Linked DNA regions of Mus musculus: region 1 is linked to region 2. Evidence: chromatin loops called from intact Hi-C (ENCODE). Cell type or tissue: left cerebral cortex. All regions are shown on one strand. Each heading gives the region's core, and the rest is flanking DNA. Links, peaks and the distances in the headings are about the cores only. Region 1 overlaps Csmd1 (CUB and Sushi multiple domains 1). Region 2 holds the start of Csmd1 (CUB and Sushi multiple domains 1).

Region 1 (16,002 bases), core at 3,103-11,102, 140 kb before region 2:
ATGATTCCCCAACTTGGTGAAATCAGAACATCGAAAACCACTACTGACCTATTTGATATTTCCTTTCAGCTGCAGGGTGTGCCATAGGCTTCACTCAGAAGGAATACCCAGCTGGATGATTCTGTCTAACTATGTTGTCATTTAACCAACAATAATCACAGGTTGGGTAATTGCAAAAGGCATCACACTGTGCCAATGCTGATGACACATGATACAGAGATGATTCTTTGCAAGTCTTAAGGCAAAGCAAACCCAAGTCAGATATTAGTTCATACTCATACAAATGTTACACACACCCTCACGCCAAGGGTTGAAGAACAGAAGAGAGAGAGATCCTTCTGAACGGATGGGAACTGGCCGTGAGAGGAGACCAACTCTACTAGTCTGACAAGCAAAGCTTTCACGGCCCTATGAGGTGATGTGCTGCATCTGAGCCATGAGCAGCAAGCTCACACTATAGTGCTCTGATCCAAGCTCGTGAATGCATCATCCAGCATCCTAGCACTGGAGAGAAGTAGTGCAAGAGACTGAAATCTGCCAGAACTGAATCAGTCCTAATTGATCAAGTAGGTCAAATAGAATCTTGTTCAAAATGGGATTCAGAAATAAAACAGTTCTCACAATTTATAACAATATAACAATATAGTTATATATTAACTAATTATATATAAATATTAAATACAGCCATATTAATACTGTATATCATATATTATTTTAAAATCTATTATACACAATACATGATTACTAAAGAACTGTGTACTGTGTGTTGTTTTTAGCTTTGAAACAATTTATTCATATAGGATTAACTCATATAGGAACATTGTCATTTCAAGCAATTATCTGGAACTTAATTTGGTGCCATTTGCTTGCCATTTAAGAATCAACAAGATACTGCAGCTGGCAAACAACTAAGGGGAGACCATAGTAAATTAAGGAAAATCAAGATATTCCAAATCCAATCCATAGACAAGTATATGAGAGAGGAGAGGGAGAGGGAGGGAGGGAGGGAGGGAGGGAGGGAGGGAGAGAGAGAGAGAGAGAGAGAGAGAGAGAGAGAGAGAGAGAGAGAGAATGAATAGGAGATAGATGATAGACAGATATATATTTTTGATAAGTGAATAGATTTAAAGATAGGTAGGTAGACACACACATATATGTGTTGATAGATGACAGGAGATAAATATTAAAAAGGCAATTATGTAAAGGCACATATACTTAATTGATAAATAAATAGATACAGATAAGTGACAGGCAGGCACATACATACATATTCATACAAGCACATATGATTGATAGATGAAAACAATAGATAGATAGATAGATAGATAGATAGATAGATAGATAGATAGATAAAGATATATTGAGCTAATCATGAATCAATAAAGAAAAGTGCCTTTGGCTAGGAAGTCACATAGGAAACTTCACTTGTTGCTAAGAACAAAATTGCACCACAGCCTTGAGTTCTGTCTGTATCTTTGTTGAATAAGAATCTCTCCATTGTAAGAAATGAAAGCACAGCTCATTACAGAGCTGAAAGTGCTCTCCTCTGAGATAAACGATGAATGTGGGATAAGCAGAAGAGGGAGGAATAGCAATTAGATGGGTGGGAAATTCTGAAAAATAATTACTGAAAAATGTCTCTGAATGAAGTCTAACCAACTTGCCATGAACTCAAGTTCTTATGTTTTCCTGAAATCATCTACTGTTTGAAGGGGGAAATGCAGCTAATAGAGAAAGCATTTGAGCTCCTCCCTTCCCAAGGCTGCTCCAGGCAGATGGGAAGGAAAAGTGTGATCTGGCCTTTCTTTCTAGTCAGGCCTTGCAGTGTCTGCAAGTGGGAGGGTTGTTCCTGAGCACTTACTGAATAAAAAGATGCTGTCAAGCCTTCACTAACTCATCAGGGATGCTATGGACAAAGAGCCTTGAATACGAAGAACGTAACTATCTGCAGACATCTTTTTCCTTTTCTATACCTGACAAAAGGGAAGTGAGCGAGACATAGACAAGCAGCTTCCTGGGAATCAGAGCCCTATTCATAGCCTTCAGTTTGGTTCTCCTCATCTTTCTACACCTCCAACAACTAGTGTGACCTTTGACAATGAGTGGCCTCCATATTGTCAATAAAATAATAATAACAAATGATGTCTGCCTGCTGCTAAACGCTTGCATGTGTCAATACTGTGTCAAGCATCACCTATGCTCAGCTCTCAGGGGTCATTGTGCTCAGTTTCCATGGGGAAAGAGAAAACGCTGCAAAGGGTTTAGGTAAAGTCCACAGAAGGCCATGTAGTTCAACATCAAAGCCAAGTCCCTCCCACCCCCTAATCCTATAGCTAAATCTGAGTGATGCTTTCCCTTATCCATTGTGAGATTACTGAATGCAACCTCTCTGGTCCTCACATGTCAATGAAACTGTCAATAAACATTCATAATGTACTTATATTTGGATGGCTAGGCCTAGCCTCATAGATCTGTTCTAATCCCTACAATGAGTAAAAAGCCACTGCAGATGTCTCCTTGTTGATCACCTTCTCAGATGTGGACAAGTAGGGAAAAGTTGCATGAGATGAAGATGTGACAGCTGCCACAGCAGACAGGCAAGTCCTATTCATCCTAAACTCCTTGTATGGGAACAGAACTAATGCAGTCCTCAACCCCAGTGATCATAAACATGAAAATGCACAAAGAATCCCCCAAAGCACTACTAAAAGTGACAACCAAATGCAGATGCTCTTTCTATCTTATCCAAAATACTCCATGGCTGCCTTATTAAAGGAATATTTGTCTTGCTTACCCTGTTTTTCAGTGGCACCCAAATATGTCAGCAAACTCAGGTTAGACTCACCCTGATTTGAGGCACTGGGTAGTGAGGTATCTGCTGGGATAGAAAAGAGTCATTGTTCAGATATAAGGATCCCTCCAAAGCGTCCTCTCCAGTGTAATGTTCAGAGGTGGGGCTTTGGGAACATGATCATGTCAGGAGAATATGATGTAACTAATAATTAATGCACTGATTATGTCATAATTTCAAGGTAACACCTTCTGCCATGGTAGAGATAAATAGTGGGTCCTAGTAGGAGGAAGACAGTAGGAATATTCTCTTGAGGGGATGCTCTTTTACCAGGACTTCTCGTCTTTCTCTGTGTGACAACCCTGAAGCAAAGCACTTTGGCCCAGAACATTCTTTCTCATCATAATACTCTGTTTCCTGACAGCTATCAGAAATGGAGACAGCTTACCATGGGCTAAAACTCAGAAGCTGTGGTCCTCAAATACTGTGGAGATTTCAGAGAAGAGATAGTGTGGTCCTGTGTAAGTAATGTGAGCTAGTTAACTCAGTAGGAACTGTGCACTAAAGGACAGAGGTAACAGATGTCACAGGCTTATAGAAATGACGGCCAGTTAAGGATCTAAATGATTTGTATTTGTGGAGTTTGTAGAACACATGTTGGCTCCACGAGCTAAGCACCCTACAGGGGCTATCATTCTGTTCTTCATAACAACCTGTGGGCAGGTGAACCAAGATCTGCATATTGATGGTTAGGAAGATTAACTACTTAACTAACTGGACAAGTGCACACAATTGTAGAACATGGACAGAGCTCATTCAGACACTTGCCTTTGGAGCTCATGAGGTGACTCTTGTGACAGGTCAAATTGTATTTACAGGAATGTGTGGGGACTGCCAAGTATAAAAACACTCAGGCACCACTCTCTGCATTCTAGGTCTGTCTTGGTCATTAGCTCCCATGAAACATTATCAAGTTTATGGCATCATTTATCTGCTCATTTAAAACATTTTAGAGGAAAGGTTTATAATAGTTTCTAATTCTTCTTGAACTTAAATATTATGTAAAAATTTTATATATCCACACTTTGCTCTTATAGGAACATAATTGTCACATACCAAATAGAGCAGACAATTAGTAAAGAGTCATTATAAATGCTCACATACTTTTGGTGTAGCTGACCCTGCTATGTGAACATTCGCTGTATATTAGGTGCTTAATATTTCCTAAAAAGGAGGTGGTACTTCATACACATCCAAGTGATTAATAATTAGTAAGATGAGCATTAATTGTCTTAAGATATGATCTCAAGGCTAGATATGCTGAGAACTCAGCATAGAAACTGGATATTCATAAGTTGGCCGTGTTGATGAGCTCTACCCTAATGAAGCTTGTATTTACGAACAGTAAGTAAGAGTTGTGTGGTGTTCAGAACTTAAAAGACTACCATGTGCCTACCATGGCGTAGGTCCTTATGGACTATGACTAATCTCCAGGACTTCAGGTCCCAGAAGAGTGTCTTCCAATCTCAAAACAATGGATCCAGATGCAATATCACAATTGGCCAGAAGGTGCCACCATCAACCATCTGATTTAAAATTTGATGTGAAATTTGTAAAAAAATGTTGAAGTGAATTCTCTCATTTCACATTTAGTCAAATGTCATAAATAAATTATTTTTATAAGCATATAATTCATACATCTAAAACAAGTATACATCCTTATGTTTGATTCCAGTCTATATCATTAGAGGATAATAAATATTTGAAGGGTTACAAAGGTAGACGGGATTAGAAAGCAGGAAGTTGAGTACTACCGAGTACTTGGGATCGGTTTCTGGGAGAACAAAAGCAGAGGATCTTTCCGATGGTTAGAATGTGTCATCTACAAGAAAAGTTCAGAAAGAAGCAGGCATGCAAGTCTGAGAAGTGGAATCATCCAAATATCTGTGGATCCGTGGTCACCAAAGAAGAGACACTTGAGATAGGTTCTAAGGACATTTCAGTAAACAGGATCAGGATGAACGTTATGAAAGGGAATGGATAGTCTTTTAGAAAGAGCAACACGGAATGATTTTAAACACACTAAATCCAATGCACTCAGGGTAGAGGATCATGTCAGAATCGGCTAAAAAGTGAGAGGGGGCCAAGGGGAGATGAGTTATCAAAAACAAGTTATGTAATATTTTCTCTGTCAAATGAAAACATCTTTCCTGGTCCTACCAATAGCAGCAACCTAAGAGCCTTGTGTGTTTAAGAAACTAAGTTCATCTCACAGGGAAGATGAACAAGAGAGGACAAACCCAGGACAGCAAGCAAGCTATGCTGTGTTACTAGAGGAGAGATGGTGTGGGAAGGTACAGACCTGGCTGTGGAAGTGGAGAGGACACAGCTGGGGCTCCATGCTGGTGAGGACAGGGTATGAGGGGAGCCAATACAGAGCTCAGGGTGGATGAATTCTCTCTCAGTAATTTAGGAATCTGCATCCATGAACCACTCAAAAAAGCAAATGAAATCCATAACTGCTATTCTTTTGGCAGAGGAGAGAGCGAGAAGCAGTGAATTCAGTCTGATCAATGCTGTGCTTGAGATCCTGACAAAACATGTGGACATGTAGTCTAGGTAAGGGTTAAACATCATAGTTCAAGTAAGGGTTAAACACCAGAGCCTGGTTAAGCTTGACAGAACCAACTGAATTTGGCATCATAAATTATATCCTTGCTATTTTGGACACACACAAAAAGCTGATTTTCCAAGATGACAGGATTTGACTAAACTTGCATGAGTTTACATAGAACAGAGTTATCTTTTCTTTCAGTGGCCGCAGTCCACTTCCTTTGTTTCTGATACCTGTTCATTATTCCAATATTAGCCAAGTATCTCCCAAGCTGTAGCAGATGGGCTCAACTATAGCTGAAAGCAGAGTGACTCTCACCTGCACGCTCTGGCAGGAATTCAGACACCCAGACAGTCACAGTTTGACCTGGTGTGCACTGGAATCACCAAATTGTCATGGCTTTAAACAGCATATTATTCTGTCTTTGGTCCCTACCATTAATTTTTTTCCTCATAACAAATTGCAAGGACAAAGAAGGCAAATTCAATATATTTCTTAAGAATATGCTGGATACATTTAAATATGAAGTAAGCAGGCAACGAGAATCCAAGTATGGTGTGAACATTATCTACAGAAGTCTTTTGCCTGCTAATGAATTTGTAGCTTCAGTACATACTGGAATACCACCACAGGCATGCCAGGAAAGATCAACACTGAGTGCTTCAGCTGTCTAGGTTTAAATACAGGTATTATAAGGCCACTTTAAAGGCAAGGTTATTTGAATTGTTAATTGTGAATCGATTCAGGCATTCATTACCTTAAGGTATTAGATAGGTTAATTAACTACCATGACTCATTTTTCAAATTATAACATGAAGACTAATTTTTCTTACCTTTTGCCTCTAAGATATTAATTAATGCATATTTGCATCACACACTTTCCACATTCGATGAGCACCTATCTGTGGCACAGCGCTGTGCCAGGCTGAATGACAGCATGCCTGGGCTGGGCTGAGGTGGGCACTAAGCACTAGCAGGAGAGATTTGTTCAAGTTTTCTTCAGTGTTATTCTGCAGGACAAGCACTCCTGAATAAGGCAGACAGGTAGCAGGAATCATGCATATGCTAATTGTAATAAATAATGAAAATATTTAGACATGATGAGGTTTGAACTTGAACTTTATGAATAAATTGAGATTAGTATGCAGCGCCAGCTGTATAGCCTGCTTTTGTTCTTCCTTTTTAAAAGGCAGTCATTACTAAATGATGCTTGGAAATTTTGCAGCAATTTGTTCATCTCCCCGCTTCCACTACCCATCTTTACAGCCATTAAAGTCACATCCCCTTGGCCTCTATATCAACATGTATGTGAAGAAGAACCCTGACTCGTACTGGGGCTCACTGCCTTAGACAGCCCCCTGCTGACTTCCAAGACAGTGAAAAAGGCCACCATCAATATCTGACATGAGTGAAGAACATGCTGCATAAAGAGCTCTCTCCATGAGAGGAAGAAAGCTTTCTCCAGTCTAGAGGAAGTGTCTTTCTATGCAGCCTCTCCTCACAGGGTAACCTTGCATTTTCAATGAAAGATGAAAAAGATGGGGAGCCTGGGAATTTTCTCACAGAGGATTGGGCTCATGGACAGAGAAAAATGTTAATCATTGAGAGTTTCAATAAAGCAATTTCATATCCAATAGAAGCAAACGATCTTATGTCAAAGTAAGAGAAAGAGATGGAAGCAGTCTCAGAGATGTTCTAGGAGACAGTGGCTCCACTCTCTTCTTCATCTGACCAAGATCCAGCTGTAGGGAAAGGAGGATGGATGGTGCAAGCAACTCTGCTGGGGATGAGAAGCAGTGGCAATAAGTGAATAAAACAACGCCTTTAAAACTAGAACCAAGATGACTTTCTTCAACCTTTAACCTTTCTCTGTGTGTAATAGTTCGCTGTGTCCTGGGTCACATAGGATCTTCTTCAAGGTTCTTTCTAGATCTCATTGGCTCGCTGAAAGAGGTCATATCAATGTTAGCATATATCACTTAACATGCGGGCATAGAAATGCAATAGGAAGAGTAGATCTGCCTGGAATGTTTCACTATGAAGTAGTGAAGGTAGAAAAAGAAACAGGTTGATGGAAAGTGTTGTATTTGTCCATGGGAAAATACTTCATCACCCCCTTTGAATGGTGAAATAGTGGGCAGGACCAAGTTATCTCACACACTGCCATTTGTACCTTGGCTGTGCATTCACTGTGTGCTGTGGATCTGATGAGTATAGTGTGAGGCCTAACAACAAACCTACCATGAATCAGCTTATCTTTTTCACAAGTTTACAGATAGAAATTTGCTCTGTTGGTGAACTTAGATAGTTCAGTGTGACTTTTTTTTTTTCCTTATGGAGTCAGGCAATTTCCCCTTTTCATTTAAAGCAACATCTTCAGGTTTCTCTTTAGTATATTCAAATCAACACCCTCATTACTTCTGTGCTTTGGGGCACAGTTAAGTAAAGTGCAGATGACTTGAACACAAGCCTTATCAGAGACTGAGTGTGTCTAAAAGCCAAGGAGGCTATTAAGCTGCAAATGAGGACAGGCAGCCTAGAAACCAAGTGTAATTCAATGGCGTAATTTGCACCAAGACCAAGTGCATTGTGATAGTCAACCTTTTTACTCAAAAAAAGCCACACTAGTAGAATGTATCAGGCCGTAACCATAGCGAGGTGAGATGCCCTGGACAAGATGGATCCACTGGAGAGTCTGATAATTAAACAGGAAGATGAGTGGCCAACACTACTCTAGGTAGTTCAGCGAGCTAATGAGGCCTCGCTGGGTTATCACTGATAGAAGGCGAAGTGTTTCATGTTCCAATGTGCTTCCTCTTCTCCAGCAGGGGCATGCTGACTCTACATTCATAAGTGATCGGTGGGATTTGACTGTCTGTGCTGTGAAACTGTACTCACTGCAGACCTATTGTGCTGGGGGTAGAATGAGAAACCTTGACAAGAGGCTTTTCTTCTCAGCGGACAACTCTTTGGCTCCTCCCTCTAACCACACCACGATGTCAGCTTAAAATTAAGCTAACAGCAGTGAGCCCATTGCCTTCCCACTAAGCCAGTCTTCCAAACTGATCGTCACCAGACCAGACAGAAGGGCTCTCAGTGGTCTTTGACCTTTCTCTCTTTCCTCGTAATATCTCCAGTGCCTATCCTTTATCCTGAGTGTCCCCATAAGGCATTTGCTACAGTTCATCATAAGCATTATACAGGATGTCGTGCTAGAGCAACTACACCATACATAATCAGTTCTTTCTTGAGATGACCTCAGCTACTTCTGCTTCTTGAAGGTCAACGTGTATCATCAGAACCATGTGGAGCCTGTTTTCTGCCTGTCTGCTCATGATGTCTGGTCTTGTAATTCAAACCTGGGCTTCAGTACCACCAAGGCACACATTTCACTTCTGTGCCTACAGCCTCTTCTGAAACTTTGGGGTGTAACTAAGAATATTTCCCTCTCTCCTCAAATTCATTGAAGGAAAACATCCCATTTGGACTTGAGTTTCCCAATGCAAAACTTCAAGTAGTCTTGCACAGCCTCAGTCAGGCTGTGAGTTAGCCACACTTTGATCTTCCATTAGAAGAGCCACAGAGGAAACTGAGGCAGATCACACAAGCATAGGCCGGCATTATTTGCCTTGACATCACCTCATAATGAGTTATAGATATACCACAAACCTCACTTCAGGCCCTGCAACAAACAGACACATGCTCAGAAGGGCCCTACCTCTGTCTGCTAAGGATTTGGTCCTAAGTCAGTGTAATGCACTTTCTCTCAAAAGAATGTCTACAGTACAGTTTAGCCCAAGATATGAAGCAAAGGACTCTTTCTTAAGTAATACCTAGCAAGAATGTCATTCTCTGAGCAGTTTGCACATGAAGCTGCCTAGCTACAGAATTCAGAATCTGCATTTCTTCTGAAATTGAAGCTACTGAGTTATGGTTTGCAAACGAAATGATTGAAATAATCAGTGAATACACACAGCAGACTTAAATGTTTCACTAGAAGGTTTGTCTTTTACAGACTTCTCTTACCACACACCTTCAATCCTAGGATCTGAGAAACCACGGCAAGAAAATATCTATGGATTTGAGGCCAGAATAGAGGATACAGTGAAGTGGAAGTTTCTGGTTTCTTTGGAAACTCAGTTGTGTCACATGTTGTTTCTCTGGAAGCTGCCTTGTGATAGGTTTTGCAGAAGAAGACACATAAGAGGGCATGTCATGTTTTGCTAGCATGGATGCGTGAGAGGGAAGGAATGTTTAGGAAGAAAATAAATGGAAACCAATAAACATTGAGAGGGTGCTCTTATATTGCAACACTGTGCAACAATTCACTGGGCTTTGAAGAGCTTTGCTGGACTTTACTGGCTTTTCCTGCACTTCACTGGCCTTGAAATTCTTCGCTGGTCTTGCTTCTTTGCTAGTTTTCACTAGTCTTCACTTCATAGACAGAAATGTGCCAAGGAATATCTCATGGTATTCCAGCTGATACTGGCTGCTTCCAGTGACTTGTGCCAATTTGGGGGACTTATGGTTTCTGCCATATCATGTCTCCACTACTGATTGGTGTTTGGCATTTGCTATTGAACAGGACAGCTGGTATCCTGATTCTGAAGAGTGGAATTACCTCAAAGAACTACTGTTAAACAGGTCCACAACCCCTTTTTCTTTAAACTTCTTTCTCTCCAGCCTCTGGTAGGTAGGTTAGAAGAGAAGTTGAAGCATTTAAGAACTCTAAATAAAGTAGATTTCAAAAAAATCTAAGCCTACAGTACAGTACATTTCCAGGCAGTCTTCACTACAGAGTCTTATAGAAACAAATCCAAAACCATCCTTTCCAAAGAGCAAGTGTTTGCATGCTCAAAAATGTCTTCAGTAACTTGGTCTTTGGCTCCAGTTTCTCAGAGGAAGATGTTCATGTCCAGGACATCATTTTAACATAAAGGTGGTAAAAATTTTATCTTGTCTTTGGTACCTTTAATGCTATGGTTGACGGGGCATTCTGAAGAACTGCTAAGGAACCAGAGTCTACAGTAACTTGGACAAACTTAGTTGACACCATATAGTAGTTAAATAGTAAACTGGACCTGTTAATTTCTCCAAGCCTTGGCTTTCTTGTGCACAAAAATGAGACAATAATAGCAGCTACAAGGCTAATGTGCAGATTAAATTCAATAATAATACACTGAGCAATGCCTAGAACATAATGCAGATCCCCAGTGTTGTACTCTTGTATAGCACAGTATAATAGGAAGTAATATTTCAGTCTAATTCTGCTTTAGCATCTCTGTACTGGACACAAAACTAGGAAACATTGAGAACAAAAGCTTCCAGCATCCTGCTAACCAAAATGTAGATGGTTCACCAAGTGTGACCCACAGGCAAATATAGAAAAGAAAACTATAGACAAAAATCACTTTCACAGATGGTCTGGGTGGGAAATACCAGAAAAACTTTGGAATATAAACAAGTTATAGATACATTAGCCAGCATTTAAGGTGTCTATTTAAGTACTTTTCCCATTGCAATCATGGTGACTGGACATAGCTCCTCCATAGCTCCTTAGTCACTTTTCATAAAAACTCAGAATTATTAGAATTAGTTGGGATCAAAAACACACATAATGTGCACATGTGTTCTCTGCATTATGTATCAAAGATGTGATTGCTAGTTAGGTCACAAGACTGGGACAGGAAAGCCTGGATTCCAGGATAAATTTCCTCAAGAAAGAGCGTTCAAGGAAATATTGCAAATGTATGCAATGTTGCTAGAAACAAACAGGATTACAGAAAAACAAATGCTCTCCCACTTTCTAAGTATGAACTTCATTGTGGCTTTTGAATTTTATTGAGTTCATATAAGAAAACTGCTTCTGGTACATTTAGTGTACATTATGTTCTCTTTGTGGGCAAGCAAACAGAACTACTGCAAACACCATGTCTCATACATTTAAGAATGTCCCACCAAGAATGTTTGGATGATAGAGAACCATGAGTGATCACAGACCACATGTGAAATATCCTGTGCTTTTTACTGGGTATCTAATATTACACAGGGTCACCCACCTGTGGTGATGGTCACTCATGTCCCCATACACAAGCAAGTTAACTGAGGCACTAGCTAGGCTGATAATCAGGAGAAGCTCTTCATCAGAAACTTCCAAGTACCTCTCTGGCTCCACATAGGCACCACTCCCCTTTTCTTTGATAAGCCTACACCGCCCAGAAGCAATGAACAAAGTGTCTATTATTGATGACTAATGTTCCTGGCAGAAAGGGCACTTTGAGGCAGTGGAAATCATCACCCTCATTATCAAACACATAAATGAGTAATAGGGCTTTTCTCCCTTTTGTTCCAATATATAGTGCATCCTGCAGTGATAGGATCGTAGCAAAGGGAAATGTGAGGTGATATGGTTGGTCTTGGGTCATTGATTCGTGGATTGTTTTCCAGAAGCTTTTAAGAAATATTAGCACCATAATCCTGGCTCTTTCCTGCTCTGCTTACTGTTGGATCCCCTGGAGCTGCTCATGACAGGAACCACACCTTTATACTGAGTGCCTACCAGATGTCACCACTTAGCCAGGCATGAATCAGGGAGAAAATAAGAACAAGATGTGAGTCACTGGGTCATCATCCCTAGAGTAGAGTAAGAGAGAGTTCTAGCATAAGTCTCTGACTGTTAGTGTGGAACTTGACTAAAGGAGTTAACAGCTGGCCATATAATACCTAAGCTTGAAGTTTAAAGCTAGATAATCTTCAACTACACTCTATGCTTCCTTTTCCTGTGTTCGCTCTCTGAGAGTGATGATGAAACCATCTTTATGGCACAATAGACATTTCAATTGAAAATGCTTCTGCAGTATGGGGAAACCGTAGAAGAAATGGCTGATTGGAGATGTGACAGAAATACTGTGATCAACATGAATGTTTCCTGAAAAAGCATGTCTCTCTCTCTGAAGAGACATAACAAGGTGAACTCACTAACCAGGTCCAGGAACTCCCAATAATAATAAAAAGTCCAACCACTCACAAAAAGGAACTTATCATGACTGCCCTCCAAAAGACCCAACAAGCAGATTAAAAAGTCAGATGCAGATATTTGCACCCAACCTATGGACAGAAGCTGCTGGCCCCTGTCATTGAATTAGGAGAAAACTGAAAGAAGCTGAGGAGGAAGCCAACTCTGGAGGAGGACCCACAGTCTCAATTAACCTGGACCCCTGAGATCTCACAGATACTGGAAAACCAACCAGGCAGCATACCCCAGCTGATATGAGGCCCCCAACACATATACAGCAGAGGACTTTTCTGGGTTTAGTCAGAGAAGATGCACTTTACCCTCAAGCGACTGGAGGCCCCAGGGAGTTTAGAGATTTGGCGGGGTGGAGCTGGGGAATGGGGACAGGGAGGTGGAGAGGAGGTATGGGATGTGGAACAGGTGCAGGGTGGACCTGGAGGGGAATAAAATCTGGAGTTAAAATTTAAAAAAATTTTATAAAGAAAAAAAAACACAGAGAGATAAGTAAGAGCAAAAGATGAATTGTTAAACATGGGACTTAAGTGGGGAAAGGAAACCAACTGATTGTTGCATAAATGTAAAGGACACAAAAGAACTAATTTTGCATTCCATTGGAAAACTTTTCATATTTGACTTTCCCTCAAATTAACCTTCACCACCCTCTCTTTTAATTATTTGTTTCCTTCTTACAGTTTCTAAAACTTCAAATCCAAGCCTAGTTTTAAAGACTTCAAAAAAGTCTCCAGAGTTACTGTTCCATTATGCTTTTGTATTTTTGCCATATGCAACTGATAATTGGAGAGAAAAAAACTACTAAAGGCAATATCAAATGTCCCTGTATAGTTACATGGCTGGAACTACTTCTATATCTGGAATTGCATTCCCACTTGTGTTTGCAGCCCTATCATTGAAAAGTAGAAATTACGGGTGTATATAAATCATTAGTGAAAATTTAACTTATTCAAAGCAGAGACTGGAGTCACTCCTAACTCAAAGCTTATGTTGCACGACTTGGTGATGAGTTTAAAAAAATCATATCTTCGAGGCTTTTCCCTGATGCTCACAGTCAACTATTGGATGGATCACAGGGCCCCCAATGGAGGAGCTAGAGAAAGTATCCAAGGAGCTAAAGAGATCTGCAACCCTGTAGGTGCAACATTATGAACTAACCAGTACCCCGGAGCTCTTGTCTTTAGCTGCATATGTATCAAAAGATGGCCTAGTCGGCCATCACTGGAAAGAGATACCCACTGGACAGGCAAACTTTATATGCCCCAGTACAGGGGAACGCCAGGGCCAAAAAATGGGAATGGGTGGGTAGGGGAGTGGGGGGTAGGGTGTGGGGGACTTTTGGGATAGCATTGGAAATGTAATTGAGGAAAATACGTAATAAAAAATACTTAAAAAATCATGCAGGCAGCAGAGGAATAGATGAGAGAGTCTGTCAGGATTCCCCTTTGCTCTATGTTTAGAGGCAGTTGAGTGTTACCCCTACAAACAAGAAGAGTCATGAGCGAAGACACAAATTCACTGTCCTAACTCTACAGGACCACATTACTTTGTAAGGATAGTTGAGAGTTGAAAAATGAGTTGCAGTACCCATCTGATTATGAGGAGAGATGCCTCATGCCACAACATGGATGATAGACAGAAAAGGCGTTTAACTCTACAGATGATGAAATAGTCTCCCTGGCCATTCATGTCTCACTTATAGCCTAGGACTTGTGCAGGCACTGCCAGTAGAGTCACTTCTGAGGATAGGAAGTGATGGTTTACTACAACCTAGATTAGGGGGAAGACTGGGCTTTAAGAATTAATCCTCCCAACCAGCCCTTTTGTGGAATCAGAAAAAGAGAAAGAAGCTATGAACACAGACGGAAGAACAAACGTTTCTCTACATATTCCTGAATTTCTGCAAGACCTACTTTGAGGGGATATCATGTTCAGAAAACCACCCGAGTCTCCAAACTCCTTATGACCCTCACAGTACATTCTATGTGTGTTATAAGGTAGCTACACAGTCTACGACACCCTGAACTTATTGACATATCCGATTTACTCTTCTAATATGTAAGTCTGTCCCATAGCACCCACCACAGTTTCCGGAGCTTGCATGTAAAATATCAAGCATCTTCAAAAGTTCACATTTGATAAAATATGAGGTAGGCTCATAGACACGCTGGACATGTGATGGTTACACAGAGCCAGCCATGATTTGACAGAGCTGTAGCATGACTCCCACATGCAGTCAGCTGTCTTCTGGGTTGCACAGAGAAGTTCCAGCTGGGGGGGGGGGATGTTGCTCTGCTGACACATATACAAGTCAGACCAGCAGTATGCTTATCATCATGTGACCATACTGCCTTTGGTCCTAGCATAAAGGCGATGCCCTAGGCATGGTTGTTAACCTCTTGCAATGTCTATCCTTTAGAGAAAAGTAGCTATTTTGCATGGAGTTTACGTAATATATAACACAATTGGGTTTTACACATTATATTTTTCAACCAACTATGAATAGCATTTTACTCTGTAGAGGGCAAGAAGCTGGAAGAGATGCAATTTGTGGCCACCTCATAATGTCAGGTAATACCCTAAGACTGTCCTTCTGCTCACTGTGACATCTTTACACATGTGCTGGTGTTTACTTGATCTTCCCCAAGCGCCAGAGGATTGGCCCTTGATAGAATCAGTTTTGCAGAAAAGATTATGGAAAAGGACTGAAACCCTCCCCAAAGAAATGAACTGATCCAGTATGGATGCAGCTCCCCCCCCCAAACTCCTTTTATTTTGGATTCTTATTTACTCAGCATAATGTCTCCTTTTATTCATAATAGCCGCAATCAGCACTCTGTGCAGCCTCAAGGTCGGGGCTGCCTGCTGAGAGGGTCTTGCAATTCAATAAGCAGCCATAAGGGGTGTGTGTGTGTGTCTGTGTGTGTGTGTGTGTCTGTGTGTGTGTGTGTGTGTGTGTGTGTGTGTGTGTGTGTGTGTGTGTGTGTGAAATTAAGTGGCTTCTGATTGCTCTTCCAGTTTTTCTACTTAATAAGCTTCCCGGCTAAACAGCCTATGCAGAAGTTCTCCTTTTATTGGCCAAAAGAGAGAGAAAAATAAATCGAATCAATTCATTATTTTTCTAGAGAATAGAGAAGCCATCAGAACACTGTGAATTCTTATTACTATTTAAAAATCACCACGGCAGTACTGTGACCGCTTCCATAGCCAAATCCACTAAGGAAGTGCTCTCTGATTTCCATAACAATTTAAATCAGATTTTAAAATTTTGGACGCAAAGAAATATAGCAATATCACATGGGCAATGTCATGAAACAGCATGGTTTTAATTAGGTTTAACATGTCCTGAATTGACAGAGTCCACCTGGAAAAGGTAGGTTAAACATGAATAGCCGAGGAAAGAGAACACATTGTTAGTTGGAGAATTAATTAATTTTGCATTGACATATTAGAAGATGCGGACTTAAAAATAATTAAAAGATAAACAGGAGGTGATGCCTGTGGCATTGACACTTGGGCTCCTCAACACCACCCTGAACCTCTTCGATCCCAAGGTGTCCTTGCCCTTGT
Region 2 (16,002 bases), core at 4,487-12,486:
AGGGAGTTTGACTGTTTATGAACCGAAGGGTACTAGACATGGACTGAAATCTATGGAAGCTCAGAGACCAGCAGACACACAGGCAGTGAAAAACATAAACAGCCAGGATGACTCAAGCTAAGTTGTACCAGGTTTTGTGAAAGACCCCAGAAGACAGCATGAGAAAAAGAGCTAGACAGTCAGACTGAACAGGTGTGTAATATGGAGACCTACAGATGTCTGGAAGTGGTATTGCCTAGAAGTTTTGGTAGGGCTCAAGAAGCAGGAGCATGCTTCCTTTCAGGAAGGCACAAGGTTCTTAACACCTTATTTTGTCAAAAGCCAACTTATTTCCCACTAGCTTTAATCTCTGAAGGCATTACCAAAATTATGCTATTTCCCAAGAAATAAATGATATTCAAATAAGTACTTGAAAGAGTAGAAACATGAGAAAAGAAGGTAGTGAGGCCTCAAATATACACACTATGTGTCTTGCAAAATGGACCCTCCACAGTCCTTCTTCCTACATTGTTCTATGGTCTTTCTACTTTAGGGAGCCACATGTGCATTTCCATGGTGACAACTGAGCATAAATGTTTGTGTGTTCATTTGTAGACTGTACACTTCAAATGGACCGCTCTATGCTACCAGGCAAGGCGTCCAGCTATCTCTAGACTTGCTCTTGGTAATGCCCTCATTCTCCACCCACTAGCTGCAGTTCTTTCCCTTATTCCACAGTTCCTTGAGTCCCCAACCACTTTCACCTCCCAGACACTCTCCTCTCCAACGTTGCCATGGCATCAAGGTCTCTGTTACACAGGCTCCTATTTGGATCAATGGAAATTATGTCAAGAGCCTGTTTCCTGGTGCAGTGAGAAGGCTCCTGGAAAGCAACAGCAACCTCTCCTTTGTGGACTGCAGTAGAAGGAAAAAGAGGGATTGCCCATATCTGAGTTAACCCATCAGTGTTTCTGCTTAGAGTGCTCCATTATTCTCCACTGGCACCAGTGCCCCCTACAGTCCTTCTCCAGAGAGTTACCAACAAATATATGGGATTTCATCCACAAGTTTCGTCATTCACTACCACAACAAACTAAAATCTGCATCTGGACAGTGATGGTGGTTCTAGCTAGACACTTGAGAACGTCAATCAGCTGAGGCATGTCTGTGGTAACAAGGGCAACCCTGGTAATGTGCCCCACTTGACTTTCTCTAGATTATACTTGTGATATTTTAAACTGTTAAGGATTTTGGTTTTAAAATTCATACATCTTATCCATGTGGTATTGCACAGCTTAAAATACAGGTACTTAGAAGGTGGAGGCAGGAGGATCAAGAGTTCTATGCCAGCCTCAACTATATAGTGAAGTTGAAGTTGGCTTCTACCATAAACATTCTTACTCTTCAAAAGGTAAAAATAAATAAAAAATAAAATAAAATAAAATAAAATAACCCGTAGTTTTCTTGGTTAATGTGTCCTCTAAGTTGAACAGATCACCTCATAAAACAAAAGTAAATCCTTCTGGCAGGTTTTACTCCAAGACTTCCCCACTAATTATATTCATATAAGAATGAAGCAGAGTGAGAAATATATATAACTGATGTTCAAAATGTTATATTTTAATATGTATCTATTTGCTCAATTAAGCAGATTGCTTATAGAAATGTGACAGCTCTTATGCTGTTAAAGGCTCTTCTCCTTAGAGAAGTGCTAACCACAAGCCTGTAAGTCTTGGATGCCCAGAATGACACTGTACCTGATAATATAGCAATTTCCTTACAAATTAACAACTTTAAAAAAATGTTTTGAACCATTATAACAATTGTGGATAGCCTCAGAACAGACATGTATCCCTATTCTTTGAAAGAGTGTGGCTTTTCTCCCATGAGAACTCATGTCTGCCTTTAGCTAAGCCTGGATGTGAGATGGGTGCAGTGACGAAAGACTGGTTATGGACAGTGAGTTCACACACTAGAGTGGAGTGGAAATGTCCTCTGTGCTAGCCGGGCAAAGTAGGAAGAAAGCATAAAACATGACCTCATCCTAATGGATTGTGTACTGTGTGTGTTTATGAGAAGGGGATACCCAGACTCCTCCCCATTCTGTCCATGGATATCAATCCTGGGAAACAAATTCCCAACTCCTAAGAGACCAGTGGAGATGATTCACATTAAGTACAGGAGAAACAATTTCTTTGAATAAAGCCATAGGGATTCTCTAGGCCTTGGGAAAAATGAGTGCTTTGAGTCCGCAATTGATTTCAAAGGCTTTTAAATCATTACGTATCAGTCCTCAAATAATGCAAATTTTAATTTAGCATTTAGCTCTTTCTTACATAACACCAATCACATCAGAGTATACTAAAGAGTAATGGGAAAAATATAGAATAATTTGTTGCAACATGTAGTCTCTCACATGAAAGACTATAATTATTCCTTGAAGTCTGCTCACAATACAAACACTATGGGCAGGAAACTCAGATGGGAGCTTTGTTGTAAATTTATACTTTTAACAAGATTAAACAGTGCAGGGTGATGGACAGTGATAATGGAGCCATGGATGGTACAGAAGAAAAAAATCTGAAATAATTGCACAGTTTCACTCATGACAAAGCAAATTCATGTTGAAATCTGTGTGGGCTAATTATCCTTTGATGGATTAATGAACTGATGATTATTATTTCAATAAAAGCCTCATGCCTTTTATTGAAAGGGAAGAAGGGATGGGATGCATATAGATCCAATCTATATGTATTTAAAGTGAGGTATATCTTTTATCTGCAATGTAATTAGTCCACATCTCTTTACTAAATAATGAAAGAGTGTAAATTTGAATTTGTACAGACTAAGTTAGATCTGTAGTTTCCTTTCTGCCTTGTTCTCAATATAGGTCCTCTTGTTCTACGATCAGCTGTGCTCACCGTATCAGAATAACCTGTGAATGGGCGCTGCTGCTGCCCTAGAAGTGACATCATGCCATGCATACTTCTAAGACTCTGTTGGAGGCCAAGGGTGGGAACTGGAATTGAAAGGAGAAAGAGAGGAATTATTCTCTGGTGAAATCAGCTTTTTATAAGAACATTCAAAAGTCCCTTGCTGTGGATATGGGGAAAGAGTGTAGCCACGCCCTAACCCTCCTCAGTTATCAGAGCTCTACTGGGGTGCACATGCTATGTTATTATATGGATCATCCACACACAATCTTGTTTTTAATTCTGTAGAACCCACATGCTCATAGTCTGTCTTCATTTTTATGTTTGTTTGTTTTAAAGTTGAGATTCTCCAAAAAGACCAGAATTAGTAAACAAACACATTCAGCTCACTGGTATCTCACATCACATCATGGTGAGCTGGTAGCTCACATTATATCATGGTGAGCTGGTAGCTCACATTACATCATGGTGAGCTGGTAGCTCACATCACATCACGGTGCACCCTGGTTGTAATTGTATTCCCAATATATTTCCCATTGGCAAAAACAATCTGAAAGTAGTGCCAACAAACTTGACTCCCACAAGGTTGTGTCCCTTGATCCCATGTCAGTGACAAGTTTTAAAGCATATAGTAAAATGTCCCTGACTTACTCTATAACAAAGAATAAAATGAAATTAAACCACCCCTGAAATTAAACCAATGGCTGCAGTCGTAAACTTCAAATGTGTTAAAGACACAAAACTCCCAGAGTTGTTTTAAGCAGGTATGTGACTCTATGTGGTGTGGTATTTTGTTTTGCTTTGCTTCATCCATCAAGGAAGTTCTAGACTCAGCATTAGCAAAGTGGGTGGAAGTCACATCACCTGCCATCCAAGTTACAGCTCTACAATTAATCCAAAGAAAGGACCAGGCAACTTATCTCAAGCACAGGTGGCACTTCTCTCTCTTGCAGACCCCTGCCTGATGTAAGTGACTTGAGGGATAATGCACCAAAATGAGCCACTTTCTACATAGCATCTGGAGAAGCTGATCCACTGGACGATAAACAGGGTTTGTATTATCAGCAGAAAGCTCATGAACCAGTCTATTTTAACCAGCTCTGCCTTACAATTTCTGTGTGTTCTTTTTCAAATAAAGAGGATATTAATCCCACAATCGGTCTCCACACCAGGGACTAGAGTTGCCCTTAAATAAAGTCACATCGACAATCAAAGGTCATTTAAGGTCATCTTAAAGCCATTGTGGGAGCAACCTGCTTACTTATAATTTAGCTATAATTGCTTGCGGATGAGTATTTGACTTGTATACTGATAGCTTGTTTTGGAGTACATATCCAGGGAGCTAAGGACTGTGCCCGTGCATCTGAAGGCAGCAGTAGAGGGTTGATTCCTTTAGGATGAATACTTTTCAGCAAAGCCAAAAGCATCTATATCTTGGCCTCAGATGGTTCATCAAGATCAAGACCATTTAGCTCATAAAACAAAAACAAAAACAAAAACAAAACAACACAACAAAACAGAATCCAAAACTGTCCAAGCAGTAGGGAGAGCACAACCAAATTAGTTTGATCCCCTCTTCCTAGTCAGCCCTGGTCTGGAAGTTGAAGTTACCACTCTGGTGATGTAAGGAATGAACAGGTCTTCAAAGGCTCCCTAGAACAAAGATGCAGATAGTGTGGATACATGTCTTTTCCTTACAAGAAATCTTCCTGTGATGTAGAATTTGCCTAGTAAAATCAAATTTAAAGGCATCCCCTCTTCACATTTTAGGTATATCTAATTATTCATAGAGGGAAATGAACTCAACAAGAAAGGGAAAAGGCCCAAAAGGAACATATAGCTTAAATTGCACACATGCAAGTTGTCACAGCTTATTTCACCATGAGCTCAGCAGAAACACTACCAGAGTCACATTTAGAATTCAGCAGAGCATGGAGTGTTTAATATGCCATTTGCATTTTGACAGCTTAGAAATGTCTACACTGGATTTGGTAGATCCTCGGCAATGAGCACTAAGTGGCCACCAAGCCTTTGTTGATCTATTTCTGGGAGGAGGCAGAACCATCTTCTTGACATCTTCCAAGTGGGATTGTGTTTCAGACAACAAACTGGAGACTGACTGGAGCAGCCTCGCCCTGGGGAAGAAGATGTTGTGCCGGGAGGAACTTGGAAGCTGGATGGATGTCCTGAGTAAGCATGATTGGCCAGATGAAAGGCAACCTAAAAATAGCCCCTCCCTTTAGTCTCTACTAACCTCCCTGTTTGAGCCCAGGAAGGATGGTTTTCAGAACTGCTACCATTCCTCCTCTGAATGTGTACAAATAGGTGGTTTTTCTCTCTTTCTCCAGTTTGCCAATCCCATGATATCATGAGAAATATTCTCCCTTATTATTTTTTGTAAAAAAAATACATGCATTTAGTTATTTATGTGCAGATGTAGCCCATGAGTGGGCCAAAGGGGGGTGTAAGATCCCCTTGAGTTGAAGGAAAGGTGGATGTGAGCTGCCTGATATAGGTGCTGAGAATCGAACTCCAGTCCTCTGGAAGAATGGCCCGTGTTCCTGGCTCCTAACCAATGTTTCTAACCCCAGGATTTGCTTTGCTTGTTCATTGTCTTAAAAGTCCCACACTAGTAACTAAATGGCTACACCAGAAGTAGTAGGAAGCTTTTGGCTGACCAGATCTGAGTTTAAAAATACAGTACTGTCTTTGGCAATGCAAGGGGGAAGAGATTTGATGAGGACAACTTGAAAACAGAGTTAACAGTCCTCCATCATTCTGATGCATGGTGGATTTGGGGGCAGGGTGAGCACACTTATTTCCACCGGTTGCTGGCTTCATCAAATTAGAGTGGCCCTACTCTTAAAAAATAAATAAATAAAATAAAATAAAGAACCTGCAAATTAAAAGTCTTATAGTCCTTTCGTACTATGAATTTTCAAAGGGGTAAGCATCTAGAGGCATTAAAAGACTTAGGCATACATTCCTCTCTGGCCTTTGAGTTCTGAATATGGTTTCTGTGGGAATTCGATGTCTTGTGTTTTAAATCTCTTTACTGAGGAGATAGACAACCTAAAGATCCACCTGCACAAACCTTTGCCTTCATTCTCAAACTTCCTCAGGCAAGGCTCCTTCCAGCACTAGGTGAGAATACTTTCAGCTGGAGTTCCAAGCCAAGCCTAAAGGCTAGCTTCTTTTCACAGCCAGACAACCAATAACCCAAGAACCTACTGAGAAACAAACTTTGCTCAAAAGGCCTATAGAGATAATTCAATTCCGCATCGGGGGCACAGATTTAAGCAAGCTTTCTTGTATGAATTATTCCATCTATTTACCAAGTGAAAAAGCTTAAAGATCTTCATTTTCCTCTGCTTTCTGAATAATGTGCTTTCACAAAGAGATTTAAACTTGGGAACCCATCCTTGTCATCTCATTAATCATCATCATCATCAAAAACAACACCAACAATAATAAATAAATAAATAGATAAATAAATAAATAAATAAATAAATAAATTCCTGGTTTCCCCAACTAATGCTTGGGCACTGAAGGTTATGGGTTCCAACCACCTCTACGGCAGTGCCTCCAGTCTCTCAGACACTGCAAACAGGTCATGAAAGATGTCCCAGGCATTAAAAAGTCAACCTGTTTTTACCTCGGAGCCCTTGCCACCTGAGTGCAGGCAGCACAGCTGAGAGTGGCAGTGGCCCAGCTCCCTCCTCCTGTGCGCTCCTTGGAGGAGGACCCTATTCTGCGCAGGCGCCAGGGTGCCCTCGGACCCTCTGGCCAAGCCTTGGAGCCCAGAGGTGACACCCCTGGCAGAGGCCCGACCTTGGCCCAGTGGCTTTGGCTTTCTAAGGGAAACTGCGACCCTGCCCCAGCTGCCAGTCAGCACACTGTTGGCTACTCTCTTGCTGGCGTCACCAGCCTCCTGCCAGCCTGCACAGCCACAGGGCTTGCGCCTGACTTCGTGAGTGGTAGGGGATGCAGCTCGGATCCCGAGGGGGTTAATGAAGGAGCATGCACCCCCTGCTCCGTGTGTCAGACAATAATGCAAACGTTCTTGGAGACCAGAGTCCCAGTCACTTTGAGCACGGGGGTGCGCGCGCGCGCGCGCTCTCGCGTAAGATCCCAGTGCCAAGCAAGCAGGGGCTGGCAGCGCCTTGGCTTCACTTTGGCGTCCATGGTCTCAACCGGGATTCCTGGTGCGCAGGAGGCACTCAGTTCCCTGGGGCTTTGAGTCCAGGCCCAGGACTCTATGCACCTAACCTGGAATCCCTTAACCAGGCCAGTGCAGCCTCTGTCCAGGACCTATCCCTCCACGCCCGGCCCCAGCTTCCCCTCCCCCAGAGCGGCAGACCACCCTCGTGGGGGCGGAATCAGCCCGCACACGTGTAGGGATTATTAAGCAGCCGGGCGAGAGGCTGTGGGGTCCACGCAGCAACCTCTGTTAATTGCGGGGGGAGGGAGCTAGGACTGCTCAGAACTCCAAGGAAACCCAGAGTGCGCTCCAAGGGTGAGCTGCAGGTTTAAGGAAGGAGGAAGCTTTGCCTTAGATCATCTCAGAGTGCAGGAAAGGGTAAGAAGTTTGGCATAGTTGCATGACAAGAATACCATTTCAGCAAGGGTTGGTCTGGACAAAGCCTGGTTCTGTATCCTGAATCTTTTCCACTTCCAACATTGACATCAGTACCTGGTTTGGGGGGCACAGACTTTTCATGTTTTGCCTCTCATTTCCCAGCGTGCCCAGACCAGAGCCCTCTGCCAACCTAACCCTGCTTGGTGCTTGACCCGTGGAGCCTCCTCAGGTGGAGGCCCAGGCTAGATGGGGGGAGGGGGACATGTAGTCAGAGGGTAGACATCTGTGGGAAGCTCCCCAAAAATCAAGCAATCCCATCTTTCTAGTTAAGCAGGACCCACCTATTTCTAGGTGAGCTATTGGGACACATCCCACGGATAGTTATTGTGAGAAGGATGCTAAGCAGAGGGGCCAGCATCAGAAGGCCGAATTTTCCCCCACCTGGAGCCCTCAGGCAATCCTCTGCTCTCTCCAGGCCGGTGTGGAGTTGGATGGAGATCACAGAGTCCTCTGTGGCTTCTTAATCACCCTTGAATTTGAACCACTAGGGGAATAGCAGCTGGGGTAGTCTTAGAGAGGAAAGGGAAATTTCTTCTGAGGAAAAGAGGGGACAAATGATTCAAAAGGGGGGAAAAAGTCGTAAGACTTGGTTCCATCCTTTAAAAAGAAAAGCAGTCTGTCTATAAAGATACAGATACAGATTTGCCCAGTAGTGTGAGGAAGGAAACTGGGAACCTGACACCCAGTAGCACCAGGAGCATATGAGAGAGTGAAGAAATGGGAGCAGGTACTTGCCAATGTGAAATCAATCCTCTCTCTCTCTCTCTCTCTCTCTCTCTCTCTCTCTCTCTCTCTCTCTCTCTCTCTCTCTCCCTCTCTCTCTCTCTCCTTCTCCCCCCTTCCTCCTCTCTTTCCTCCTCCTTCCCATAGACTAAACCTAGCGCACAGGAGCTGTTACCAGCCCGAAGGTTGCAGCTTGTAGAGACTTAGGAGAAAACATCCCCTAACTCCTTTCAAGGAGAAAGCCAAATTCTCTGAGACAAAAAAGCCCCAGGAACCATACAGAAATAGCCCTTTCCTTTGGTTGATCAGACTTTGACAGGGGTTGCCTCTGCACCCACAGAGAATTGATCTGCTAGGGAAACCTGACCAGAACTCCCCACTGGCTTCACCCACCTTGCCAGATATCACAACTTGCAAAAAAGCAAAGTCCAGGGAAGGAAAGAGGAGGCGACATCCCAGAGACAGCTAGTTTGAGTACCTTGGAGGGGAAGCATAGGAATGGGGTGAGAGGAGGTGTAAGGCTATGGGAACACCACTCAGCTAGGAGCTCTCTCTGATGGCACAGGAGCCCGGCGAGCTTGAACTTGCCAGGCTGACGGTGCCCAGTATGTTTCCCAGGTGCGCTGGGTCCGGGGAGAAGTCGTGGGAACTACCCCAGCCTGCGACCCGCCAAGCCCACCAAGCGCCAGGAGCCAAGGCGCAGTTCTCTGCCCAACTCGTGTCGGGCTCTCTTCTCCTTGACAACCCACAGTACACAGCACAGAGAGAAATGTCGTTTAAGCCCAAGTGAGGGGGAAGGAAGGGCGGGGGTGGGGCGGGGGCAGATGAGGGGTGGGAAGAACGCGATGGAAGCTCGGTATCGGGCGCTGCGTTCCCTAGCGTCGCTGGTGGACAGCCACCCGGTCGGTGCCTGCCGCTTGGTCCCTTACAATCCTCAGATCAGACACTCGCGTTCGCAAACCGGGCCTCCGAGGGTTCGGCCGTCTCCCCGGTACCGAGCTAGCCTGTCTTACCCTTAGCTGCAGTGAGGAGCCCCGCGCACAGAACCGCCAGCACCAGAGGCAGGAGCAGCGACTTGAATTTCCTCCACGCAGTCATGTCTGCAGATATTCCACACGCACACGACACGGATGGCTCCTCTCGGATGCGCCGGTCTCCTCCGAGGAACAACCGGGCTCTAAACAGAGTCCGGTAATCACCAAAGGGCAAGGCGAGCTGGCAAGAGCTCCGGGTCCCCAGCCCGGCCGCGCATCTGACGCCTCCCGCAGCTCTGCGCGCCCGGCTCGCTCCGCTCCCGTAGCATCGGGTCCGAGCCACTGCGGGGCTGAAGATGCTCTGAGCGAGCGCAGCCCCGGGGCTGCCGGGGCCGGGGACGAGCGCCGGCCGAGCCGGGCAGGAAGGCACCAAGGCGGCGAGGCTGCGGGAGGGGGCGAGGCGGGAGAGGAGCGCGCGCAACCGGGAGCAACCTGGAGCGGAGGCAGCTGGAGAGAGAGCCAGCGAGTGGGAGGTGCGGGAGGGGCGCGGGGGGAGGGGGGAGCAGGGCTGGAGCGGGAGGAAGGCGGGGAGCGAGCGCCGAAGACAGGCTGCTAGAGGCGCAAGGAGCCGCTGCCGTGGTGGCTGGACTCAACCATCCTACCCACCGAGAGGGGAAGGAGGCTGGCACCGCGCAGTCCGGGACTCAGCCTGGCCTCGGGCTTTCAGGCCCCTGCTAGTGCTCCCGCAGGCAGCGCAGCGTTCAGTCTCTGGCGCGGCTGCGCGCAGGCTGGAGCACGGAGACTTGTTGGGCGCTCAAGTGGGAGAAGCCCACGCTGCGCACCGGGGAAAAACCATACAATTGGCCACGCGAGCGAGCCCGAGGGCTCTGTGGGGGCAGGCAGAGGCCAGCCTCCATCCTTCTCTTTCTCTACTGACCAGAAGAAGACCTCTGCCTAAGTTAGGAAAGAAATGCAGGTGGGGGAAGAGAATGGGCCCAGCTGTGACTGAAACTGGGAGCAAAATGGTGCTTTTAAAAGAAATTATAAATTACCTTTGAAAAGGTGACTGTCTGCAACTATGATGAGCCTCTGACAGGTTCCTGTTCTGCTCCTGTTTAGTCCTGTTAGTGTTACCCTCATTGCAAGCCCAGCTCTATGTGGGAAACAAAATGAATCTAAACAACCCAACTGGGCTGCCACCCTGTTCTGGTTGTGAGAGCAGGAGAATTGACAAAAGTGTAGTGAACCCCAGCATCACATCCAGCATTCCTGCAAGAGGGATCAGAAGGAAGTTCCTAAAAGCAGGTCTACTGCAGCCAGTGAGTGCACACAGAGTAAACTACTAGAAAAAGGCTGTAGGTTAATTGAAAAAATCCAAACCAGGTGAAGGCTAGAGTTCACAGATGCTCCATTCTTAGAAAGGATTCGGGAGTTCTAGAGGATAGGATGGAAGGGGCCAGGGATGGACATCTCAGGCCCCCAGCATGGGAACATTCATCCCATGCTGACTGTGAGTTGTTCACACCAAGGAATGAGGATGGTGTGTGGAGGCAGGCTGATGGCCACATCATCGCACCAGCATTGTGCCCACTGTTAGGGGCAGAGTCACGGTGTGCCACTCAAGTTTAGTGTTCTAGAGCTTTCTTGCTCCCTGAAGCCCACGGATGACGTGAGGGCATGAGAGTGACTCCAAAAATGTAGAGTCACCGGCTGTACCTTACCTTCCAAGAGTAACCAGAGACTTTATCCAGCCTAGAATCCTTCTCCTGGAGATTGGAGCTCCCCAGAAAAAAAAAAAAAAAAAAAAAACCCTGGGCTCTGTTCTCCTGCAGGTTTCCCCCAGGCTCTCTTGGAACTGATCTGAAGTTTTTTTGTTTTGTTTGTTTGAAAGTATCCTCCCATTGCTCTTCCCTTATCCCTAGGGGAGAAAATTCCAGGCTATCTCTCTAAAGCAATGGATTGAGAATGATGCCCTGTGTGCTTCAGTGTGACAGGGAGTGGAAGGGGTCACCTACAGTGTGATTTTAAGTCATTCCCCCAGGTGTTATTTACACTCCAGCAAGTGAACAACAACAACAAGACCTATTAGGAGATCCGATAGCTCATCCGCTGCTCCTCCTTAGGACCCATTGATCTACAGAAGCAGCATAGCTGAAGACCTCCATGAGAAACGGTGTCCTGTCTTCTGAATGCCACTCCTAATGACTCATGTCACCAAGAAGGATTTCTGCCATTAAAAACCATTTCCAAATCTCACTTCTTTGTCGGGGGGAGGGGGGGTGTGGGGGGGGGCTCCCAGATGGAGCCATGTTATTAGGGTCCGAATCAAGAATGTTCAGTGTCACCTGAGATGTCAAACACCTTTGCTTTGCACAGAATGGTGGCACTTTGACAACTCAAGATTGAGTGGCTCCTTCATGGCCACAGGCTTAAAGACCCTTTTTCTTTCAGATCCAGGGTGATACAGACCGGTAGAGACAGCACTCAGGAGACAGACGGGGCCATCACCTCAAGTTCAAGCCCAGCCTGGTCTAGGAAGAGAGTTTCAGGCTAGCCAGAGCTACACAGGGAGGCCTTGTCTCAAAACAACAATAATTAAAACACTTTTTGGGGGGATGCTTTTGTTGCAAATTATCTATTTGAGTAAAATTGTAGAGCAACAACAGTCAAAAAAATGACAATCACTTTGTTTCAGATTAGAAAGGAAGAAAGATCCTGAGTCTGGAAGTTAGAACGACCTTGTCAGATTGCAACTTGATTGTGAGCCCAAGGCATAAGACTGTCCAGGAAGAATAGCTCATTTTGGAGGAATGTGATAATATTGGGAATCTCCCCCACCTAGGATCTCAGGCACTTCACAGCCCAGAAGGAAACCATGGGGCTCTGCTGCCATCTAGTGCTCTGCTTTTCTTTTAGGAAAGCCATAATCCCATCTCTTTTTCATCTTCCACTCCGGTCACCTACCTTCTTGGAAGATTTTGCCGAGTATACCTTCATATCCCTATGCCATAGACAAAGAACATTGATAGCATCCTAGAGGGTCTCCCCTCTTTGGGTCTCTGATTTGATATGAGGGCGTAATTTCCCTCAGATCTGAGAAGGCCCTAATTTAGAATTGTTACAAGGTAATCTCAGTGAGGGACAGTGAGATTTCACCCCTAGAAATGCTGCGGGGCCTCTTTGCAGTGACTGGAAGGTTTGTGCCACTGCATGGGTGTGGACATCTTTCTCAGTCTCTGCAGAGCACTCTTCGGCCTCCACAACCTGGATAAGCTACTCTAGAAACATGGTTGGTATCCAGACTGGCCCGGAGGAGTTCAAAGAGAAAGAGCAGAGAGGCCCCTGCTGTGCTGAAAAGATGGCGATGTCCCTGAGGGCCCAGCATCATCCACATGAAGGATGACAACCTAAACGTTCAAGAGATGAAAAGCCCCTGTGAGATGGAATCACCTAAGGAGAGGACAGAAACATGATGCTTGAGATAAATATAGATTGCTTTTCACAATGTACAAATGAGAATACTAATTAGCTGAAGAGCTGTACGGGTATGAAAATCTTAGAGAATACAGCTTGTTGCTAGGATGGCTAAATATGACTTTGTTTGGCTTCCTTAATCCTGTATTTGAAATAGATGGACGATCATGAAAGAGTTGGAGGGGACTTCTTTCTTTAAGAAATCTGGCTACCTATAGGAAGGCACCTCCTTCAAAAGCCAGAAGGTGAACTCTACTTGGATGTTTGTACCCATATAAATCCCTCTCCCCCACAAAAGACCTTAGGACATATACAGTTGATGGCAAGATTCTTCTCTGCCCTGCCACCTCCCTAAGGGGAGAGCATAATGTGACAGGGGTATAGAATGTTCTGACAGTAATATCATATCACTATTCTTTGTAAGTGACCTTAGAATACAGCAATCCCCAGGCCACCATTGAAAGGAGGTAGAGGCACATAAGCAAGTGTGATGACACACGCTGCTGTGCATGACTCTCTTGAGTGGCTCATCCATACTTGCCTGCCAAGCCTTTGCTATGCCTTTCTGATAAAGCAGTGTGTGCATTCTATGTGTGCATGCCTTTAGGGTGGTGGATACTCACGATAAATGGTTCATTGCATAGATTAAGAGACTTGTGAATCCTCTTTCATCATTATGTAGCTTGCCTGAAAGGGCACTCTAGGAACCATGGGCATCTCTGTGCATAACAATAACTTAAATCAGTGTGATGTTTTGTATATACTTGGCCCAGGGAGTGGCACTATTAGATGCTGTAGACTTGTTGGAGTAGGTGTGTCACTATCAGTGTAAGCTTTTTTTTTATTAGATATTTTCTTTATTTACATTTCAAATATTATCCCCTTTCCTGGTTTCCCCTTCGAAAACGCCCTATCCCCTCATCCTTCTCCCTGCTCATCAACCCACCCATTCCCACTTCCTGACTTTGGCATTACCCTACACTGGGGCATAGAGCCTTCACAGGACCAAGGGTCTCTCCTCCCATTGATGATGGACTAGGCCATCCTCTGCTACATATGCAGCTTGAGTCATGAGTCAAGAAACCATGTGTTTTCTTTGGTTGGTGGTTTAGTCCCTGGGGCTCTGGGGTTACTGGTTAGTTCCTTGTTCAAGATGCCTAGAAGCTAATCCTCTCCTAGCAACCTTCAGATGAAGATGTAGAACACTCAGCTTCTCCAGCACCGTATCTGCCTGGATGCTTCCTGCCTTGATGATAATGGACTGAACTTCTGAATGTGTAAGCCAGCCCCAATTAAATGTTGCCTTTATATGAATTGCCTTGGTTATGGTATCGGTTCACAGCAGTAAAATCGTAAGGCATCTGGTCATCTGTATTATGGACGTGCACGTGGCTGGTTTCAACCTCAAAGTAAGCAGTTTTTCTTGGATAAGATCTATGATTTGGCATTTCCAAGTTCAAGGTGACATGGTTATATCAGAGGTAATACTTTGACAAATACTGGTATCAGAGATGAACCTTGGAGTCAAAAGAGTCTGCTTTGAGTCATACATTTACCTTCTTCTCAGCAAGCAAGCATGCAAACAAATGTAGTCTGTGTTTCCTCATCTGCGATGTATGTAATGAGGTCTCCCTTACCCAGTATTGAAACAACATCAGACATACAGTAAAGCTTCAAAGACGGGGTCTCCTTTCCCCACACAACCCACCTCTGAAATGGAAGAAAGAGAAGCAGCCAGATGGGGAAGGTATTCCACCAGCACCAACTCATAGTTTACAATTTCAAACTGGAATTGGGGAGACAAAAAAGAAAAAAAAATTCAGTTGTTATCTCCCAGTTTGTCACAAGGTGAATCCAGCTGACACCCAGAGGGGAAACTGAAGATTCCTTTGCTCTGACTTGCAAGGCAGCCTCCTAGCCATATCCTGAGGCTCCGTGGAACAGAAGCCATCTTGAAAGCCATCCTCTGCAGCTAGGTGGCTGGCCACTGGGCCCGCTTATTAGTAATGCTTTCCTTCTGCAACAAGACTGCCCAACATGGAATCACCATGCACATTCGCCAGCCCAGGCTACTGTGGCACGTCAGAGAGAACCAGATGCCTTTGCAGAGCAAATATTGTCTGGAAAGCTCACATAAATGCTGGCTCAGCATTAAGGCTCAAAAGTGACAAGTGACTATTAACTTTCCAGAGACTTCCACAGTTGATATTCCAACCAATTTGAATGTCAAAAGGGCTATGCTAAAAGCAACTCTCTAGCTTCCAGGAGAGCCATTCTCCCTTCAGTGACTCCATTGTCATATATGACTGTCATATGGGGTTTTGACTAATGAGCAGGCTACTTCTCAAGTTTGTATTTCCTTCATATATCATGTTTCATCACTTCCCTGTGCCTCACCTCACGCTGAAATACATTGATTAGCAGCCATTTATTGTGAAGCTTTAGTGAGTTCTCCATAAGAAGGACATTTCATGATGAAAATAAAAACATATGAACAATCTTTTTTTTCTCAGAGAAAGAGTCAAGGTAAGCACACATATTTTGCACACACACACACACACACACACACACACACACACGCCTTCTTTTGCAGTATAGGAATACTTTTGACTGCACAAGCCTTACCACTGAACTTGGATAAGTGGCTCTGAGTTATTTCATTTAGTTCATTACTATATATCAGTGAGCTGTGCAGAGGCCACAAATTAAAAATGACTATCTAGCTCCCCTGTCCTTTGAATCCTGCTATCCTGGCATCCTGCTATCAGGAGAAAATGTAGACATCACTGATAATGTTGTAGCACTTTCCTCTGTGAGAGATGGTTGTCCACACCTAGTAGTTTCCTAATGTTGAGGAAATGTCTAACGAAAGTGTTTTCTCTCAGCTTTAAAATGAACATGGAGTAATCACACTTCTTCTAAAAAACGGGTTTCTGGTGCTGATAGCTTTTCACAGTGGCACTGGAAGTATCTGGTACACCAGATATCCTGTGGACACCACTATCATTGGTTCTGTAGGTATTCCCACAGAGAGGTTCCTAGGGTCGGTATTCATAGTAAGCAAGAGGGCATCTGAGACCAGGGTCTTTCACAGTTTTACTTGATAGAAAACCATGTTTTCTACCAGTCTATAGCTACCTGCTTTCTCTGTACCATATATTGAGAGATTCTTTGTATAGACACATATGGGTACTCACTAACCTCAATTAATGTGCCAATTTTCCCATTTCCCAAAAAGTTAATATGTATATACTTTATATAAATAAGAACTGCCTAGTCC

Evidence for each region. Peaks named below come from ENCODE experiments on the same cell type or tissue, not always from the same donor. Only the 100,000 strongest peaks of a DNase experiment are listed, where the experiment ranks them.
Region 1: a loop joins it to region 2, with 5 times the contacts of the local background. A loop is called at or near these places in 7 of 42 quality-filtered maps.

What each region holds. Positions count from the first base shown.
Region 1 is chr8:17,389,797-17,405,798 of GRCm38, forward strand. The region is part of intron 1 of Csmd1 (CUB and Sushi multiple domains 1); the gene reads right to left. C030002A05Rik reads right to left here. Exons shown (of 1, transcript XM_030243881.1): 1 at 1-16,002. Among named protein-coding and RNA genes, the nearest start is that of C030002A05Rik, 95 kb to the right of the region's middle. In left cerebral cortex, for the core only: a CTCF peak has its summit at 4,353 (motif pointing right); a DNase peak (open chromatin) is centred at 4,343; H3K27ac peaks cover 360 bases.
Region 2 is chr8:17,525,603-17,541,604 of GRCm38, forward strand. It overlaps Csmd1 (CUB and Sushi multiple domains 1), which reads right to left and starts at 9,783. Exons shown (of 70, transcript NM_053171.2): 1 at 9,288-9,783. The coding sequence starts at 9,372. In left cerebral cortex, for the core only: CTCF peaks have their summits at 8,041 and 12,149 (motif pointing left); DNase peaks (open chromatin) are centred at 4,951, 6,739, 7,005, 7,330 and 8 more places; H3K4me3 peaks cover 4,526 bases; H3K27ac peaks cover 4,460 bases.